2 separate regions of the Mus musculus genome follow, and region 1 is linked to region 2. Evidence: chromatin contacts called from ENCODE Hi-C or POLR2A ChIA-PET data. All regions are on one chromosome and are shown on one strand. The core of a region is the stretch at or near the end of the contact, and the rest is flanking DNA. Distances in the headings are between cores, read along the strand shown. Region 1 overlaps Sipa1l2 (signal-induced proliferation-associated 1 like 2). Region 2 holds the start of Sipa1l2 (signal-induced proliferation-associated 1 like 2).

Region 1 (7,724 bases), core at 2,949-5,448, 110 kb after region 2:
GGCACCGAGGGATTGCTCGGTTAACTGTTTGGAATGAGTTCAGATCAGTGAAAAGTTGAACCTTTTGGAACTTCCCTCCTGACTGACACCAGCGCTCCCTTTCTGCTGAGTCCCCAGCTTCATGCTGGTCTGGGAGAAGCCAACTGGCTTTTGTAACCATGGAAACCTAGGCCAGATGCTGATGCAGGGAGCAAGCCACAGCTCCCCAGCTGCGCTCACAGCCACGGGGCTCAATAATAGGAATGTGTGTGTTCAGAGCCAGGTTCCTGGACGCGAGAGTTTATTAAACTGAAACTCTGTACACTGCCCCCAGGGCTTTGGGGATGGGGGATGATACCTCCCAACTTGAAATTTCCCACAAAAAAAGTGATGTCATCATCTTCAAATGATGTTTAATGAGCCATGTTTTCCTTTCATGGCATTGTAAGCCACATTCCATCAGTGCCTCTGAGGGTTACAGTGACCAATTACCTTACTTGTGGCACCAAGCCACTGAGCTGGCTCTCTCAAGTTCTTGGTATACTGTGTAGACTCCTAGTCTTCGAGGGGAGTGTCATTGGAGCTTCCTGGGATATCCCTTAGCCTCCAGGGCACAGGTGACAGAAGGAAGGGTGGCTATAGGAACAGAGGGCTCCTCTGCTACCTGCAAAGCCCCTCATTGATCAGAAGGGCCCTTGGGACCAGATGGACATAGGTGGTCACTCCCAGGAGGCCAGGTAGGACAGATTAGGAAGTCTTCAGGCCAGTGCATCTGAGACAGTTGTGGCTTTTCTCACAGTCCATTCTCTCCTGGGCCCTTCCTGAACACAGGCCACGTGTTGCTGTTCTGAGTTAGATACAAGTACCCAACCTGGCAATGGTAGCGCATGCCTTTAATCCCAGCACTTGGGAGGCAGAGGCAGGCGGATTTCTGAGTTTGAGGCCAGCCTGGTCTACAGAGTGAGTTCCAGGACAGCCAGGGCTACACAGAGAAACCCTGTCTTGAACCACCCACCCCACCCCACCCCCAAAAAAAAAAACATACCCAGAAAGCCTTGGAGTCTGAGAAATGAGGTTGTCTCCTTCTTTCTCTTGCTGTACTGCATCCAGAGGAGAGGAATTCAAGTTCTTTGGAGCCCTGTTAGTGACAGGAAGTGGAGGGACTAGCAGAAAACGTGCAGAGCTCACGGCTTCTCCAGCCAGGCAGCCTGCCACATGAGCCAGGGTAAAACCCAGCTTTGGTTCTGTTGTTCTTTGTCAAGGGCAACCATGGTGAACTTTGGATTCAGATACCTTCCAGGTCACTTGAAGGGACAGAGGGGTGGCTGAGGATAGAGCCAAAGGGGAGAGGGGCTTGCTTAGATATGTGCAGGTGGTCCCCAGTGGGATCCCATCTGTGGTATCCAGGGAGAAAGATCAAACCTGCCTAACAGCTTCCCTCCCCTCAGATAGTAACAAGAGGCTGCGAGACTGTGGAAATGACCCTGAGACGAAACGGGCTGGGTCAGCTTGGCTTCCATGTGAACTTTGAAGGAATTGTTGCCGATGTGGAACCTTTCGGCTTTGCCTGGAAGGCAGGCCTTCGCCAAGGGAGCCGGCTTGTGGAGATCTGCAAGGTGGCTGTGGCCACGCTGACCCACGAGCAGATGATTGACTTACTGCGGACATCTGTGACTGTGAAAGTAGTTATCATCCAGCCCCACGAGGATGGCTCTCCCCGCAGGTAAGACCAGGAGGCTGGGCAGTGTGCACTGTCACCAGGGACATTCCTGCCTGCCTGCAGGATCCTCAGAGAGCTGGTGAGCTGTCAGTGGACACCTGAGCCATTGGCGCACTAGTTAAAGGGTTTCAGATGAGCATGTGGCATGCACCATTGGTGCGCTAAAGAGTGACACCAGATATTGACTGTGAGACTGAGTCACCAAGACCAGGGGGTGGGTCCATTTGGCTCACCTGACCTATTGAGACTGAGTGTGCACAACCTTCACAGCCTGCACAGCTCAAATCAGGATGAGTAGCTAACAAGGCAGGGCCTGTCTGGAGCAATGTGAGACTGTAGGCAGATTCTGGGGGCCATGCTGTTCTCACACTGAAGCCTCAGAGGTGTCCAACAGGGACAGGGCATCTGCACATAGGTGGTAGGAAGGGACAGGCATAGGTGTGGGAGTGGTCTGTCTGTCTGCTGCAGACAGATGGTCGTGGCACTCAGCCTTAAGGTGACACCACTAGGTCTGTCCAACCTCTGCATCCTCAGCAAGAACTGCTGAGAGTCATAGGTGAGTTTCAAACCTTGACGTTTTACTTTCGTGTGGTTCTTTTAGTACAGGTGTGTGGGCTCTGGTGGCCATGCAGCTTGTGTCTGTCTCCATCCGGTTAGTCATGAGGCAGGCCCCAGAGTTTACCTGCTGGGAGGATGCAGGAGGCTGAGGTCAGGGCCCTGCTGTGTGGTCATGGGGAAGGAAGGAGTCCTAAAGTTCCTTTCACATCTGCACCACAGGGACCCTGATCCCTCAGAGTACTCAGAACTTACCAGCATGATTAGTGTTTGCTCTACATTTCAGTTGAGGGGGAAAGACGATTGCTTTAAATTCGCTCAAGTTTCTGTCACTTTTTAATTAATTTATTCTTCTCTCATATATTACATCGCAGCTGCAGTTTTCCCTCCCAGGCCCCTCCCCGCTGCTCTTCCCCAACAAATTCCTGTCATATCAAAGGGGACATTTTTATGAGGACAGTGCATTGGCTGTATCTACCTTCTGGACTCAGGACACAAAGGTCTCCTTTCTCCTCCCTCATAGGGGCACACGCCTGGTCGCATCTGTGCCATGCCCAAGCTGCATGCAGCTGCCACACACTTGAAGCATGGCTGAATTTTTCACTTTAATTAAATCAGCTTAATTAACCACAGGTGGCTCTAATGGCCGCCCCTTTGGGGAGCTCATCCCTAAATGGGGATCTTTTAGAAAACAAACCACTCCGCTCTGTGTCATCTTGGTCTCGGTGGTTAAGATGCCAGAGTTTGTAAAGTCTGTTAGATTGAACTTACTTAGCACTGGCTCCCAGCCTGGTGGGTTTGTTTTTGTGATGCTGTGGATAGAACCAGAGGCCTTGTGCACACTAGGCGTGGACTCCACCCTTGAGCTCCAGCCCTAGCCCCCTGGTCTTTCAGTGGCCATGTTTCCTACATTTGCCAATAGGTTTATAAAATAAAGGTTTAAAAAGAGCTGAAATCCTTCTTGGTGTTAAAGGTCCGACTCCTGTAAAGCCCTCACAAGGAGTTTCTCATAACCTCACATTTCCAGACTCTGCCCATTAGACCCTACCGCCTTGTCCCAGGACCCCATGAGCCAAACTTAAGATAAAGAAGCCACAATGGAAGATAAAAAACTATTTCATAAAACAAAAGTCAAATTGAGTAAGAGCTAAGCTTCCTCTCGGCCTTCCTAGAATAGAAGCTGACGTGGCCTGTAAGTGAACGTCTTTGACAGCAACTTTTAAGGGCATCTGTGGTGGGAATACAGATGTGTGCCTCCTCTGTCAGCAAGGGTCAGGTCTTCAGTTTCTCCTGGAGACAAGACAACTGCAGAGATGAGTGAAAACGTTTCCAGACCTGATATAGGTTTGGTCTGCTGTTGCTCTGTAAGAAACTCTAGAAGCTTTTAAGAACGTTAGATAATAAAAATAGTAACATTCTCATTATGCCTGGTATTTTGAGCACATGATTTCAAAGAATAGAATTTCCTAAGGAATATTGAATTGTTTTTCAGCTAAAACAAATAAACAAAACTACAGAGTGGATGTTTTTGCTGCTGTCTTTTCCTCAAGAGCATGTTTTTCCTCCAAAGAGGCTTTCTTATCTGCCTGGATCTGCCTATAATTAATTCTTTGTTTTAAGTGCAATTGAAAATAGCCAGGATATTTATTCAGAGACTTCGCCTTTGTTGATGCCCTTCCCAGAGCACACAGTCTTCTCCTTACATTGCTCAGCTGCCCTCTCTCTGTTCTCACCTCTGGGGAAGGAACCAACCCAGCACACATCAAGCAGGACTCTCCATTGAGCTTTTTTAAAGTTAGTGTTTTCATTCTTCCTGATTCACTTTCACTTCTGATGGGGATGGGCCCTGAGAATGGTATGTGCTGTAGTCAGAAGTCCTCTGCCTGCAGCCCTGTCACACCAGCTCTTAGCTATGCAGGAAGTGCTGCTCTGGGTGTCCCAGCCATGCCCCAGTACAGTCAGGCCCTGTAGTACTCTGTTATGTTAGAAAGAGGGAGTTCATGTATGTGTCTCACACATGCTCCTGTGTGCATGTTGCTAGAGGCCTCAGGAATGCTAGGCAAGTACCAAGCTGCTTTCCCAGCTTACGTATGCATGCACATGCACACCAATAAATAATAAACCTTTTAAATAAAACTGAAAACTCTCTTTAAGGGCAGCTTACATTGGTTTCATGGTCCTATAGTTAAGGATACAGGATTTGCCTGAGGCTCTGACATCACATTTGATTTGTGGTGTGGAAAATTACCTCCATCTTCTTTCATAAATTGGCTCTTAGAGCCTGTCAGGAAGGAAAGGAGTTAAATGAGCAGTTATGTGCATGTGCACACATCTGTGTGATTTTTTACTATGTAGTGGGCCTCTGTGCAAGTTCTATGAGGGTGACAGACACGGCAAAACTAGCTAATTATAAGGAATCTTACCTCAGTGCTGTGCCTCTCTGAATGAGAAAGTGCCTCATTCATTCATAGATAGATAGATAGGTTGATTGATAGATAGATAGATTAGCTCAGTAATACTCTTACAGGATATCAGTGAGAAATAATTTGAGAACCCATCTGCTTCCTCCTGCAGCCTGAGGGGCCTTCAGGTTAATGGGCACTTCTGGCTGTCCTCAGGTCAGTGATGCCTGCCTGGTTCCACCCTTCACTACAGAGTTGACTGAAGTCTTGTGTGGAGCTGGTGTGTTTGTGTGAATCAAAAGCCACGCCTGCTCTGAAGTCATTTCTGAGCCTCAAGGACAGTCCAGCTGCCTGCCTCCACCCTGCTCCCAGTTGAAAGAAACCAGGGCCACTTTTGGTTTCTTGATGGAGTTGGTGGGGGAAGCTCATTAAGGAATCTCCTGCTGGGCCAGGACCCTTGAGTAAATTCTAGCCCATCTCGGGAGCGACCCGGAGCACCGGGGATGACTCTTCAAATGGAAATGAGCTGAGGAATGGGCTCATTCTGGCTACTGGGCCGGAAGTGCTGCCACTCCCTGGGCTGCCTGATTAAGGTCTTTCTGACTGAGATTACTAAGTAGGTGCAGGGCTTGCCAGGAAGTATGCAGACCTGAGTTTAGATCCCTAGGCCCACAGGAGAGCAGCCCTGGGAGGTTGGAAGCCCAGCGTTCCTCTGGCAAGACGGGAGGCAGAGCTAGGAAGCCCCAGAAGTTCAGGGCCTGCCAGTCTGCTGTGCATCAGCGACCCCCGTTTCAAGGTGGACCGTGAGAATAGACACCCAGGGTTGTCCTGTGACTTTCATATGGGCACCGTGGCCCACATGCATCCACCCACCCACATTTACACACACAAAGTTGTTGGGTTTTGGTTTTGTTCTATTTAAAGATCTTTTTCTGTTTTTCAAAGATCAGGCCCCACCCCTAACCCTCGCATTCAGTCAGTGACATTTTAGGGGAAAGGCATCCTTCAAAGGCCGCTGTCTGAGAAGTAATGACTCTCCAGAGCCATGCATGACTTGCCACACATTGCGAATTTAGTAAATATGTCCAATAAAAATGGAAATGAAACTCCAGGCTGTACATCTGGCTCCTGTGATTCTTTGTGCTTTGTTGACAAGGGTCCACATTTCCATGTGACACAGGGCAGCAGAGATTTCCATGGGTTATCTAGAGCCAAACTGATTGTTCTCACAGTGTTCTATAAAATTAAAGCTTCGTGCACCATGCCTTTGTCTGTCGCCTGACTCCCTGAAGTACAGGAAGAGGGAAGAATGGGAAATGAGAAACAGGAAGAAAATTCTGTTTTAACAGCTTGTGTGTGTGTGTGTGTGTGTGTGTGTGTGTGTGCGCGCACACACACACACACACACACACACACACACACGAGAGAGAGAGAAAGAGAGAGAGAGAGAGAGAGAGGACTCAAATGAGATTTTAGATTACAGTTCTAATTTGTTTTATTTGTATAGATAGTAAAATGGCTATTGTATCTATTCCTGTCTTACCAACCCTCTAATGAGTCCTGGTGTGAAATGTTGAAACTGTTCAGGACTTGAAGCTCTAGCGGCCACCCAGCCACCTGACACATGCTCAGTCCTGCCATGCCTGCCATGCCTGCCAGTGCAGTGATTACCTGCGCTCTAAGCGTGGTAAGCCCATAATCCCAGAGCCATTGCCGGGTTGCGTGTTTTCATCACTCTCTCATTCTCTTTCTCTGGCATCCATTTGTTTATTCCTTAATTCTCTGTTCACTTGTCCATCCATGCAGTTGTCTGTTGGTTGGTTCAATTCATTCCACTAGAATTCCCAACAACTCAATGGCAGAAATTGCCAATCACTTGCATTGTTGACAAGTCAGCCTCGTCTCCACTCTGTTGGGTCCCTTTAGTCTGCCCGGTGTTATTACACAGTTTTTCTTGTGAGTGATTTGTTAACTGAAGCAGTACCCCTTTCCCTGATAACAAAGATTGTGCAGCAGTTTGTAAGACCATCACCCTCCTGTTGGCCAGTTCCATCTTACAGTTTACATAGATGCTGTTACTGCTCGATAACAGGAGTGCAGGGGCAACATGGCAGCCATCCCATGCCAGCCAGGTTGGTTACCTGTGGCCTAGATGGTGGACAACTAGGTGTGGCCTTCTTAGATAACCTTTCGTTATCTGTAGATACCAGGAACCGTTGTATCACATACAAGTGTTACAATGCAGAAAACATTTTTTTCTGCTCTTGAGTTTTCTGAGAAAACTCTGAGAAATGGTGACTTCCTTGGTCCCTCACAACCGCACATGACACACAGAATATGTGATATGTGCTGCATGAGGTGAGGCACTGGGTTCCCAGGAGCACCTGTGAACAATTAACTAAGTGGTGACAATACCCATGTGGTCAGGTGTCACCATCAAATATCTGATCATAGGCTACAGCTACTACAGCTCAACACAGTTGTTCAATTCATATTTATTTATGTATGCTTGTGTGTGTGTGTGTGTGTGTGTGTGTGTGTGTGTGTGTGTGTGTGATGTAGCCATACATGATATCGTGCATGTGGAGCTGGCTTTGAAACCTTTACTTGGCTTTCAGGGCTCAAACTCAGACCTCCAGGTTTGCACAGCAGGCATCTTTAACCACTGAGCCGTCTCTCCAACCTCCAGGAAAAAAGAAAAAGAAAAAAGTGTGTGTGTGTGTGTGTGTGTGTGTGTGTAAATCCCAGAACCCTATAAACTTAGAAACTCTCATGGTCAAGAACTTTATAAGGCCTTTGCGGTTTCCTCTGTTTTGTAGAAACCGAAAGCAAGGTTGCCTATCTGTGAAGTGCTGTGCTGCATTCTGAGGCAGTGGCTCTTATGTACCTGTACCCCAGATCCATCTTCTTTATGCTTCTTGCTTGCTGCCCAGTGCAGGCTTCCTTCAGAAGACTTCTGTCCACAGAGTTCTGCTGGCATATCAAGAGTCTTTATGTTTTGTATGATCCAGTCTAGACTGCTTTCTGACGCTATGATAGTTTCAGAGTCTAAAGTAATTGTCAACATC
Region 2 (7,820 bases), core at 1,908-4,407:
ATCTTTACTTCAATTCCCAGCACCCACATGGCAGCTCACAGCCGTCTATAACTGTAGTCCTGTGGCATCTAATGCCCTCTTCTGGTGTGTAAATGCACATGCAGGTAAAACATCCATAAGCACAAAATACATGAATAGACATAAATAGATACATTCTTGCCAGGTGTGGTGGTGCACAACTTTACTCCCAACACTTGGGAGGCAGAGACAGACAGATCTTTGTGAATTCAAGGCCAGTGTGGTCTACACAGCAAGGTCAGGACAGCCAGAAGCGCATAGAGATACCTAGTTTCAAAACAACAATAACAACAAAAAGCAACCAACCAACCAATCAACCAAAAAAACCCAAATGATGCAGGACCTGGCATTTGCTATTGTACTCACATGGCCACACCCTGTTGTGAGAGGCTTCTACTGTGGAAGATAGGGGAAGAAGCATAGCCATAGGCTGGACACATGTGCGACAAACCCCAACCCCAAGCAAACAGGACTAGCAGAAGACAGTGGCATCCATGTGTGCATTGCATAAGCAGAGACGCCGTGCCAGGCCAGAGGGCATGGCTGCTTCCCAGGCAGGCCCCGTGCCACCTCTTGTTGGCACTGTCTCTCTATCACCTCCTGTTTTAGGTGGTTTTTTTTTTTTTTTTCTTTTTTCTGGAGCTAAAGGTAGAACTCTGAGCTTTACACATGTCAGGCAAGTGCACTTCAGCCAAGCTACACCACTGGCATTCCTTCCTGTCCCATCTGCTCTCAAACTGCCCCTTGTCCTGAAGCCTCGTATGGTGACCAACGACATCAGGCCCTGGACTATGTATAAAACCAACACCTGTTTGTTGCAAATTACGACTATTCATTTGGTATAAAAAGAAAGGCTTTATCGGAAAGGCTGGAGTAAAAAGGGAAAGGAGGAAATAAAGGTGGCACCCTATATCTTCACTAAGTTAGCCACTGAACTTTAATGCTCTGTAAGTATCCTCGTAGGTCAAATCTTGGGGCTTGTTAAGGAAACCAAACTGGCTTTACTAAGCTAAAAGGTAAACAGATGCAAGCAGCAGGCAGATTGGCTGGTACCTCTTTGAACGATCTCTCTCTCTCAAGATTTATTTATTTAATGTATGAGTGTTCTATCTGCATGTACACCATCATGCCAGAGAGGGTATTAGATCCTATTACAGATGGTTGTGAGTCACCATGTGGTTGCTGGGAATTGAACTCAGGACCTTTGGAAGAGCAGCCAGTGCACTTAAGGCTGAGCCATCTCTCCAGCCCCTCTTTGAACTCTTAAGACTGATGTAGGGGGCTGGAGAGATAGTTCCGTGGTTAAGAGCACAGACTGCTCTTCCGAAAGTCCTGAGTTCAAGTCCCAGCAACCACATGGTGACTCACAACCATCTGTAACAGGATCTGGTGTCCTCTTTTGGTGTGTCTGAAGATAGCTACAGTGTACTTACATATAATAATAAATAAATCTTTAAAAAAAGACTGATGTAGGAATTACTTCATCAGAAGTTAAAAAAAAAAGTTTAGAATTGGAGAGCGAGAGTTCCTAGATTCTGTTTTCTTAAGAATTCCCAGGGTAATGAGGCCTTTGAAGGGCAGAGAGGGAGGCTCGCAGGACAGTAACAGGAGATGACGAACCTATGGTAGCTCACTCTAGCTTTCATTTGCTTGAGAGATTGCTTGAAGTCATGTATGTCCACAGCATGGCTGCAATGACCAGAGAAGCCAGAAGAGGGCCTCTGATCCTCTGAACCTGGAGTTACAGATGGTTGTAAGTTGCCACTGAGAGCCTGGTACAGAAGCCAGGTCCTTGGCAAAAGCAGAGAACGCCCTTAACTTCTGAGGAATCTGACTCACGCTGGCTTTTAGACAAGCTCCGTTGAATGCCTCATGGCTGGTATTTTTCTTGGAAACCCCAGCAATCTCCGTACCTTCGCCAAAAGAGGCATTTTATATTTGTTTCTGTAAGATACCTGAGCCCGCAGCCACGCCCTGCCTTCCTCTCTGGCGCTGTATTCCACAGTCTCTGCCCCGGTTTAATCTGCCCCCTCCCCCACCTCACCCCCAAGCACAGAGCAGGGTCTGGTAAAAAGTTTCCCAGAAAGCACTGCAGCACAGGACTTTTCTCAGACTTCATGTTTGTGGAATGCATACACAACTTCTGCAAACGGTAGGTATAGGGAGACCATCCAGAAAGACCTCAAAACCTGGAAATCTCAGGAGCATAATGTCATATACAGGTTGCTGGCATGTTTTACAAGGCCCATTCCTACGCATTACACCTGTATTTAAAATGATATATAAGAGATTGGACAATGTGCACGCAGAGAAATGCAGCTTGGGTGGGGACCCACTGTTTAAACTTCACCAGGATGTGTGCTCGTAGTAGGAAGCACTGCGACAGGGAAGGAGAGATAACATTATTAACATTATCTCTTCCAGGGAGGAGTTCAAAGTCCCAAACAAACCATTTCAGGACTCTGGGGACGTAAGGTGGAGCCAGCTCTGCCACCTGCTCCGGCCTTATTTACTCCTCCTGCCCGTGCATCTCAAAATAGAGCCCAACGCCGCTCTTCTGCAGCCGGCCGCAGGTGAGGCTCCCGGCGGTTGGGGGTAAAGGGGGTAGACAGGGCCGGAACACCGAGAGCAGGCGTGGGCCCGCTCGTGCATCGCTCCTGGCTCAGGTTCCCCGGCCCGCGCGACTACAGCTTGCACTTTTGCGTCAAGTCCGTCCCTCGGGCTTCGCCAGGCCGTGGTGACTCTCAAGGGTCCGGACATGGTGCGAGCATGTACGAATGAGAGTCCACACCCGGAGAGCACCGGTCGTTCCGAGGGCACCCGGGCTCGCGAGCACTCCGAAGCCGGCCGCCTGTCCCCGTAAGCCGAGGCCTCGCGCTCGCCGCGACCTGGAGAATCGCTCTCCGAGGACGCTCGCGCTCGCGCGCGCCCGACCGCGAGGGGCGAGTCTGGCCAGGAGGCGCGCCAATGGGCGTGGGCGGAGCGCTCGGGGCGGGGCCTGTCCGGTTGGCCAATGGGCGTGGGCGGAGCTTTAGGGGCGGGGACCGTCCGGCCACCGGCCAATGAGAGGGGGCGGCGCGCTCGGGGTGGGGTCTTTCGGGGCACCGGCCAATAGGCGGGGGCGGAGCGCGTGGGGGCGGTGCCGGGGCGGGCGGCGGCGGCGGGAGCCGGCTGCAGACGGAGCCGGGCGGCCGAGGACGCAGCGCGGCGCCTGGCGACAGCTCGAGCCGCGGGCGCAACGGCCGCGCGGGGAGCGCGCCCATGGGTAGCGCGGGACGGCGGCGGGCGGCGAGGCCCTGGCTTCTGCGCGCCGGCCCTGGCGGGGTCCAGAGGACCGCGGCTCCGAGGTGCGTGCCGGGGGGTGCGGGGTGCAGGGCGCAGGGACCGGACCTGCCCGGCTGCGCGCAACTTGCGGGCCGCTCCCCCGGGACTCCCGCTCCTTTGTACGCGCGGGCTCGCGTCTCCGCGGGTGAGGACCGCGGTCGGGAAGCGACCGGCAGCGCCGGCACATTCATTTGAGCCTGGTCGCAGAATCCCGAGAATCAATTTCGGCTCGTCTCCCGGAGAGCGAAAGCCGAGGACAACTTGGCGTCACCCCTTGGGGAGACGTTTGTCGTCATTAACCATCTTCGGCTACATTAATTCAGTCCGGGCCAACGTCAGCACGGGCGAACGGACAGCAAGTGCGTCCTCACGAATTGGGGCTGGGCGATACCTGATTTTGGTCAAAACAGGTCTTAGGCGCTTCGGGTTCTGCTTGGAGTTGCCTCGGTCTGCGCAAGGATGGCTTTGAGAAAGAAGGCCAAACAGCGAGGGGGAAAGGCAGAATGCAGAACACCCCAAAACCCAAGTCATCCGCAGAAAACGGGGCGTCTTGGTTATTCTCATTGGTTTTCCCCAGTAACTTCAAAATAGTCCCAGAAATGTTCCTTTTGTCTGCGGTTTCACTTCTAAACTTTAACACTAGATGGCTTTCTTATGACAGGCATTTTAGTCCGCTGCCCGCTTGAGTTTCCTGCGTCTGCAGTCTAGGCTGGGATTTATTTATTTATTTAACGTCTTACAAATTGGAATGAAAGGAAGAAACTATCCCAAACTGCTGCTTTATTTGAAACATAGTACTCCCCTGTAAGGCTTAAACTGGTTATTATATTTCTTTTTTCAAATATGGAAAGTGGGCTTTGATCTCTAGCGACCAGAGGTGACTACGAATGAGCGAGCTGCTTGTTACTGGGCTCTGCATCGCGGAGGTCTTGATGTCTTTGGAGAATGTGGAGTTCTTGGGTGGGTTTGGTGATAAGAGCTGCATAGATTTCGACATGCTGTTTATGGCTAGCTGGAGCGGTTTCCGGAACAGGCAGCAATGGGATCTATTGCAGGGGGTGGAGGGTGGTTGGGAGGGGGGAAGAATAGTCTATCTTCAGTTTTGGGCGCGTGTGAGGCTGTTCATGCCTAAGGGTTGACCGGCAGCATTTGAGGAAGATCTGTAGCTGAGTGCGTCTGCCTGAGTCATACTGAGGGTTGTGTCACGGACCTCTGCGTTTCCTTCTCCCCTGGTGAGATCTGGCTTGTCTCTTCCCAGCACGGCTTTTTAATGACTAGTACAGTCTAGTCATTAAACTAGTGCCTCTAGTTAACCGATCAGTGGCCACAGCAGATTCTTACATTCTGGGTTAAGTACTTTTTTTTTTCAGGGGGTCGGATTTGGGAATTAAACCTATAGGCTTGGGTATGATAGACAAGCACCCTACCACAAAGCTACATTCCCAGCCTCATTTATTGTTATTTCAAAACAGTGAGCCATTTACTATTATTTTGAAAGAGGCTCACTAAGCTGCCTAGGCTGACCTCACGCTATAGCTCAAACAGACTTTGAACTTGTGGTCCCCTGCCTCATGATTGGCTTGGATGACAGGTGTGCTCTGCTCCACCCCAATTCATTTTCCTTACTTTTGTTCTACAAGTAAAACATCACAGGTAGCCCAAGTCTTGCCCTGGTGGTAGGCAGGCTTATTAGCTGAAGAAATTGAAATTTGGCTTTATAGTTATTTCTTGTGGTTTGGCTGGCTTAAATTATAACGTTAAATTTGTATGTTCTAAATTAAAGTGTATTCATAAATAGCTAAAGGGGGGGGACCCCAACTGGGTAAATGTCTGGGGAACATAGCAAACAGGAAGGGCTTCCCTCAGTACCCACGTGCTACCTATAGATGGGGTGAGGTGAACTTGCATAAGAAGCCCTGTAGACATTTCCTCCGGAGGATGGAGAGAGCACAACACAGCATCCAGTTAGGAGGTGGAGGTGGAGCTTCTGCCTGGGAGTGCGGCTGAGAATTGCACTGTCTGGCTTAAGTGTATAGTTTTTAGAGCATGATTTTGTTATTGTAAAATATTAGGCTCTCGCCAAGAGCGTTTGCTTTAGCGCTGTAACTTCTAGCTTCGTTAGTGGGATCATCATCTTGGTCAAAGCTATGGAGTATACATTTGGAAGGTGCAACCCCTCTCCCCGTATGATAATGCATGGGCTCTTTGATACCTGAGCTTAGTCACTTTTCCAGAGTTTGGGGAATCCTCTTCACCTGAGATAAAAGGGACAGTTGGTTGGATACACTTGAAGATCTATTTCTGAAACAGGTGTTAGTACAAATCATTATTATCTGGTAATTGAAGCTGGCTTGACAAGGCCGTGCACAGGCCTCCCAACTGTGCTTCTGTTTACATGGACCTGCTTCTCACCCTTGGCTCCACCAGTACTTGTTAACCCCAGCTTTAGAGAACCTTGGCTTGTCTTTAAACTTCTGACCTCAATGTGGAGGTAGTTTTAGATATGTGTCTTTACAAAGACACCGTGAGTCCTAAGAGAACATGGACTGACCATACTTGTTTACTTAAGTAAAATATGAAGTCAAGCCTTGTAGACTACAAAAACCCGAGGTCTAGATTCTCTTCCTGAACCTACACAAGTGCTTCTTTTTCGGGTGAGAAGAAGGGGTAGGAACCTCAAGGGGCAGTCTCTAGTCCCAGGTGAGTTTGGATAAAGTATAAACCTTTTGGCTCCAAAAATATTGGTTTCTGTCTCTCTGTCACTGTCTCTGTCACTCTCTTCATTTCATTTTTTATTATTTAGAGTGAGTGTGTGTGTCCGTCTGTGTGTGTGGCATGGTGTGTGTGTAGGTCAGAGGGCAACGTGTAGAAGTCGATTCTCCTCTCATCACATGCGCTTTTGGGTCTGAACTCAGGGTTGGCAGCAAGTGCCTTTACCTACTGAGCCATCTTGCCAGCCCCCTTTGTTTCTTTATTGTTTAAAAATGCATGTATTAGAGCAATAAAAATGTCTGTTTGGCCAGAATGGTTTATATTTCCCATGATTACGAGTTCTGCTGGATTCCGTGTATTGTAAGTTTGTGTACAGTGAACCTCCGTATATGGATTTACAGTTGCTAGGTTTACCTTTGAAGTCAGTGGCTCAGGAATCGCTTTTCGCTGCCAATTGCATTCAGCTATGACCCTTTTTAAGGAGCGGTAACCATGCAAGTGGAATTCAAATGTCTCCCAACTTCAAGGGTAAATTGGTTTGATGGTCTCTGACCCTGAGTTCAGAGTGACAATAGTGGCGAGTGCTCTGCAGCTCAGATCTGATGCTTTTCTCCTGCGAGAGCCACTGTAGTAGTGCAGGCTGCTTCTGAGACCTGTTTCCTATGCTGTGTTGTGTGGAGACTGAGTAGTGGACAGTGCGACAGGCTGTGAGCTGAGTGTGATTGTCATGGAGCATCTCTGTGCCAGAAAGGATGTAAGTGAAGCAGAAATGCCTTCATGCGTACCACTGTTTCCATCCATCTATAAAACTTAGAAAACAGAACCAAGCCACATGTGGTGGTGTACTCTGATGATCCCAGCACTGGGAGCAGAGGCAGGAAGACCAGGAGTTCAAAGCCATCCTCAGCTACATAATGAGTTCTGCAACAGCCTGGCCTACATGGGACCCTGTCTCACAAAATCAACACAAAAGCAGATTTTAAGGAGGTTAGGTTTATATGCATTTGGCATTGCTACCCTAACCATATTACTTAAATATGCGTAAGTATATTAATGAAACCAACTCTAGCCATCACTATTATCAGTGCTTTTAATCAAGATAACATAAAACCGTATATGGTAGCCCTTGTGATCTCAGCACTAAAGAGGTTGAGGCAGGAGGATTGCTGGGAGTTTGAGGGCAGTCTGGCCTACAGAGTTGGGGCTCCATCTCAAAACAACGAAAGAGAAGAAGAAAGTAACAGGAGAAAAGATGTGTATTGGGCTTGGTCCCCACATGGGGTGTGTGTGTGTGTGTGTGTGTGTGTGAATGTGTGTGTGTGTGTAGGCATGTGTGTGTGCATGTGAGTATGTGTGAGAATATGTGCATGTGATTGTGTATCTGAGTGTGCGTGTGAGAGTGAGAGAACATTTAGTAAAGTGACCTCACATCTCATCTGACACCCCCCCTCCCCACACACCTTTCCCTTGTTTCATAGTGAGGCTGTCACTGGGCAAAGGGTTTAGAGAGCACAGCCTGCTTTCCCCAGGGTTCTCCACTGCTTAGCTCCTACCGTGTGGTTTCTGACTGCACTGAGAACCGAACCTGTGGCCTTAGCACAGCCAGGCAAGGTGACTGAGCTACGTTCCCAATAGGCCCTAGACAGCTTCCAAAGGGGATTTTCCTGTAGTCACTCAGCAGGGCCTGTGGGAGTGGGGATTTAATACCACTTTTTGATGGTTTCAGCCCTCAAAAGATTTTAATCTTTGTTTGCAGTGCTTGAGGC

The links. Hi-C counts contacts between places; a loop is a spot of excess contacts on that map. ChIA-PET counts read pairs that join two places held with the same protein, here RNA polymerase II (POLR2A).
Region 1: a map of heart shows a loop between it and region 2 (4-fold over the local background). The contact joins the enhancer-like site here to the promoter of Sipa1l2 in region 2. A Hi-C loop is called at or near these places in 12 of 37 maps with a recorded cell type or tissue (Patski, T-helper 17 cell, adrenal gland and 2 more). POLR2A ChIA-PET finds 5 or more read pairs at or near these places in 3 of 5 experiments (Patski and embryonic stem cell).

Annotation. Positions count from the first base shown.
Region 1 is chr8:125,458,130-125,465,853 of GRCm38, reverse strand. Sipa1l2 (signal-induced proliferation-associated 1 like 2) reads left to right here. Exons shown (of 22, transcript NM_001357372.1): 10 at 1,428-1,702. Among named protein-coding and RNA genes, the nearest start is that of 4930566D17Rik, 60 kb to the left of the region's middle. Within about 2 kb of position 4,198, at least 1 of the 3 ENCODE cell types and tissues checked has a DNase peak (open chromatin) inside an H3K27ac peak, as active enhancers do; it is heart, where a contact is called at or near this core.
Region 2 is chr8:125,565,200-125,573,019 of GRCm38, reverse strand. It overlaps Sipa1l2 (signal-induced proliferation-associated 1 like 2), which reads left to right and starts at 3,157. Exons shown (of 22, transcript NM_001357372.1): 1 at 3,157-3,365.